Regions from separate parts of the Homo sapiens genome. Here region 1 is linked to region 2. Evidence: chromatin loops called from intact Hi-C (ENCODE). Cell type or tissue: IMR-90. All regions are shown on one strand.

Region 1 (2,500 bases), 270 kb before region 2:
TATATGGCAGAGACACTATAAATATTAGTTGAATAAATGAGTTAATGGAAATCTGTCTTCCATGGAGGTAACTAATAGGTGGTGAACAAATCAGCATAAATAAGGGATATTGCAAAATATTTTTTGTCTTCTAATGAATTCCTAACCTAATTCTAATTTCTCTTTGTGTGTGTGTGTGTGTGTGTGTGTGTTTGCATGTGTTTGCCTGTCTGTACAAGTTGACCCATATCTTGGGGAACCTATAGTGTCATAGTTGTAACCAAACTGAATAACATGCTTTGTTTATGACTTTCTTTGAGCATTTGTAGCAGAGCATATTCATTCGGGGAGGGAATATTTTACAATAAGGACTTTTATTTCTATTTCTTAGGTATTCCCCCATAGAAGGGAATAAAATTCGATTTCCTTATCCATTATATCAGGAAAGAAAAAGTAAAACTAAAAACCAGGACATGAGCATTAGCCTTTCCCTCAAAATGTTTGCACAGTTGCATCCCATTTGCTTCTTCCAAAGTCCACATTCATAAAAAGAAATGGATCTTACATTGTTGCCTCTCAAACATTTATATCGTGTAGGCTTATATGTATGTCTTTAGAAGGCCTTTTATGTAATGACACCATTACTGCTTGTGATTATTCTGATATGATACTTTATCTGTTTTTTTTTCCTAAATATCACAAGCTATTAAATTTATTTCACAATTGACTAGTAGACCACTTTGTCAATTTGGAAAACATTCTTGTTAAAGACAAACATATCTACATCCAGAAACTTTCTATACCTTGCTTTCAAAGAGACAGCATTCTTTGCTAGCCTTCCAATTTTGACTCAGTGCAAAAGCCTTAGAAGGATCCAGTGCATAGGTCTTCATGCTTTCCTTTCACCCCAAGTGATTATCAACTTTGATTTTTCTCTTCAGCAATAACTCACTTGGTGTACCCCTACCTCAGGTACAGCTTTTCAACTTTGCAGCAAAACTGTACTTTCTAGTTCTTTTTGTATTTCAGATACCTTACTTGTAAAAGCTCTTTTGCTCTATGACCTGGCTCAAACTTAAACTTGGATTTGAAGTTAGAAGAAATGTTGGAAGTCATTTATATATGAAGAAATGTTGGAAGGACTCATATATGCATACATTCCTTGAGTGACTATGAATGACTGCCGGGCAGTAACTTCTGGGCTGTGGTTGTAAACTGTGAGCACTACAAAATGTTTTTCCTTATTGATACCATATTATGGTAGGAAAGACATGGAATAAAAAATTTAGATAGTATGTCAGTAGTTGTGTTTTTAAATGGGTTTCATTAGTGCTTAGCAATTGGGAGCTTGGTGGACCATCTCTTGGTTTTGGACCATCTCTTGGTTTCTGTCAGTATGTAAACCAGAAACTTCAAATGTGTCACAAAAGATGAGCAGAACTATCCCGAGGTTCATTAAAGTCTTTTACTCTGTCCTCAGTGTGAAATCTTAAATCTTTGAACAAAAAAATTCACTATCTCTCTGAATCCTTTGTCCTTACAGGAGAGAAAAATCAAAGTAAGTTAATTACTGTTCAAGACAGAGAATCAGAAGAAGAGCTTTCTTGTTGGCAAATCTGGCAACAAATTGCAAATGACTTAACCAGGTGTCAAGACTCCATGATCAATAATTCTCAGTGTCACAAACAAGGTGATTTCCCTTACCAGGTAGGGACAGAACTGTCTATTCAAATTTCTGAAGATGAGAACTATATAGTAAATAAAGCAGATGGTCCCAATAATACTGGGAATCCAGAGTTTCCTATCTTGAGAACCCAGGATTCTTGGAGGAAAACATTCCTGACTGAGTCACAGAGATTGAACAGAGATCAGCAAATTTCCATAAAAAATAAATTATGTCAATGTAAGAAGGGTGTTGATCCCATCGGTTGGATTTCACATCATGATGGTCATAGAGTACACAAAAGTGAAAAATCTTATAGACCCAATGATTATGAAAAAGACAACATGAAGATTTTGACATTTGATCACAATAGCATGATTCACACAGGACAGAAATCGTACCAGTGTAATGAGTGTAAAAAACCCTTCAGTGATCTCTCCAGCTTTGATCTTCATCAGCAGTTACAATCAGGAGAGAAGTCTCTTACATGTGTTGAGCGTGGAAAAGGCTTCTGTTACAGCCCAGTTCTTCCTGTTCATCAGAAAGTACATGTGGGAGAAAAACTTAAGTGTGATGAGTGTGGTAAGGAATTCAGTCAGGGCGCTCATCTACAGACCCATCAGAAAGTCCACGTGATAGAGAAACCATACAAATGTAAGCAATGTGGGAAAGGTTTCAGTCGTAGATCAGCACTTAATGTTCATTGCAAGGTCCACACGGCAGAGAAACCTTATAATTGTGAGGAGTGTGGGAGGGCCTTCAGTCAGGCCTCTCATCTTCAGGACCATCAGAGACTCCACACTGGGGAGAAGCCATTCAAATGTGATGCATGTGGTAAGAGCTTCAGTCGGAATTCAC
Region 2 (2,500 bases):
CAGTGTAAGCCTTTACTGACCCAGTGACACACTACTAGGAGCCAAGAAGAGAATACACTAAATAAAGACACTGGGAAATTCCTCAAACCTCCCCCATTTCTAGGGGAAGGCAGGTGTGGCTAAGGGGTCTGAATGAACATTTGTGATATCAATGGGATGAAGAATGAGGTCACCAAGAGACCTGGCATTGCCACAAAAGAGAACCAAAGTTCACTCACCTGGAGCTCTAGTGTCAAGAGATGTGGGGTTATTTCTCCTTCTTTTATACAATTATCTCCGAGAAACGAACAATTCCAAGAAGGAAGCCTGTGAAAGAAAAATGAACAGCAGGATAACATGATTTAATCCCAATTCCCACCACGCCACAGGGGGAAATCTCTCAGTGCCAGCTGGATGTAATCTACCCCTTCCTGTAATCTACCCTCGCTACTTGCTTCAGGAGCCGAGGAAAAGAACCTCTCTTCCTACAGGACTCAGAGTACAAGGGACACGCCATTCCTGATGCCCAAAGAAACCGTCTACAAGCCTACTTTCACTGCCCCTTTCAGGAGACAAGGAGAATCAAGACAAAATCTCAAGATTTTAATCCAGAGCTGACTGTCACATGCTGTGGGACACTTACAAGTGAAATTCTGCCTGTGTGTGCTTAGGCGGCTACAAAAAGCAGAGCCAGCAACGATACAGCAAACCAACTCCTAGGACTTGCACAGCGCTTAATACATTTCAAAGGATAAAATTAGAACACAGGGAATCAACTTCCTGTTTACAGAAATGACTTCGCAGAAAACTCTGAAATTACTCCACAAGTGGGTGGGCGGCTACCCTGAGAAAATTCATGTCATCGATCCGCAACTGACACAGTGGAGTCTCCCGCACTGCAGATCTCATCTCAAAGCCAGAGCTGGCCTCAAACTGCTTTTCCAAGCCTGGACTGCGAGGGCTGCCGACCCGGGCCCACCCCGCACAGGCGCTCAGAATGTTCGATACGTGCGCCTCCTTACACCCCTGCCTCACCAGGCCGAGCTCATGGAAATCCGTGGGCTTCGACCCTCCGCCGCACGTTGTCCCTTCACACTGGTCCTATAGAGCCGATCCTAATTCCCATGGCCTGACAGTACAACCGCATGGAGATGCACGTCTCTAAGACGCCTCACCACTGCCTAAGAAGCAATCAAGGTGACGCGCCCACCGGAAACGGAAGTAGTCGACTCGAGGTGTGGGACTACCTTTCCCAGAACCCTCCGCAGCGCAGTCCGATCCTAGGGGCGATGGTGTCGTAAATGCGCGTCCACCTCGAGTCACGCCCACTGCGAGGCGGCGGGAGGCGGCATGCAAGGTGTTTCTGAGTTGAAAAGAATGTCTTTACTCAGTACTAACATATTCGCGTTGTAGCAAACCTGACTATATTCTCAAACAAGCCCATCATCCCATCACCAGGGATATAAAGCATTATTGATTTTCTGGTGTAAAAGCCAACTAAATATTTATTTCAAAAGTAGTTCATATTACATGTAAAGAATGGTTTAAAAAAAATTCTTACTTAATCCCTGGTTTATGTGAGTAAATATGAATTCTTAAGAATCCCATTTCCCAAATGGCATCATAATATTTTGTAATCATTTCTTGCCACAGGTCATATATCGTGGATAGTTCTGTATGTCACAAAAGACGTAGAGATACATAGAGATAATAAAAAAACACAAATTATTTGCAATACTTGCCTAGCATTCTTTAGTTTTTAGGGAAGTTACCCCTTTGTCCTGCATTGAACTTACACTTCTAATTTTATGATATCAAAACTACACACAATCACTTTCTTTAATATTTTCCCAATTTGATGGACTAAATATCCTGTCTTATTTTCCCAATTTGACAGAGTAAATATGCTTATTACCGATTGCATTTCATTGTCATCTTTTATTGTCATACACTCTCTGTGTATGAATGATATCGCTTCTAAGTGATGAATTGCTCCCCCAGTTTCAACATTTATAAAGTAGTTTAGAAAAAAAAAAAAACAAAAAACTTCATCTGACAAGGTATATCAGTCTTTTCATTTGTGGCTTCTTTTTTTTCTCCAGTATGACCAAAAAGACATTCCTTAGCCTGATTCCCAATAAGTGCATATCTATATTCATTTCAGGCTCTTTCATTTTTCTTTTGAATCACCGCGTGATTCATTTAAGTGTATGATATGAAAGGAAGATGGAGTTTCCTGTTTCACCAAAGGATTGTCTACTTTTCTTAACAAAATTTACATAAATATTAATTCTTTCCTTTCTGATTTAAACGGCATCCTAATCACTTACTACATTACTATATATATAATGAAATATTTTCTGGGATACAAGTGTGTTCTGAAGATAGAGATTGCTTTTTCTGTGCCATGATGAAAGGTTTCAGTTACAGTGATAACTCATTTCCTTATCTCTCCCTCCTTGTTGTGTTTCAAAAATTTCATCCTAGAAGTTCTAGAACTCTCTCTTATAAACAGATTATC

What was found. Peaks named below come from ENCODE experiments on the same cell type or tissue, not always from the same donor. Only the 100,000 strongest peaks of a DNase experiment are listed, where the experiment ranks them.
Region 1: a loop joins it to region 2, with 2.3 times the contacts of the local background. A loop is called at or near these places in 2 of 110 quality-filtered maps.

The regions. Positions count from the first base shown.
Region 1 is chr19:44,173,976-44,176,475 of GRCh38, forward strand. It overlaps ZNF226 (zinc finger protein 226), which reads left to right. Exons shown (of 6, transcript NM_001032373.2): 6 at 1,523-2,500. Among named protein-coding and RNA genes, the nearest start is that of ZNF226, 10 kb to the left of the region's middle. In IMR-90, no CTCF peak of the experiment used is centred here; no DNase peak of the experiment used is centred here.
Region 2 is chr19:44,447,295-44,449,794 of GRCh38, forward strand. ZNF229 (zinc finger protein 229) reads right to left here and starts at 1,178. Exons shown (of 6, transcript NM_014518.4): 1 at 1,015-1,178; 2 at 219-306. In IMR-90, no CTCF peak of the experiment used is centred here; a DNase peak (open chromatin) is centred at 1,207; H3K4me3 peaks cover 1,181 bases; H3K27ac peaks cover 706 bases.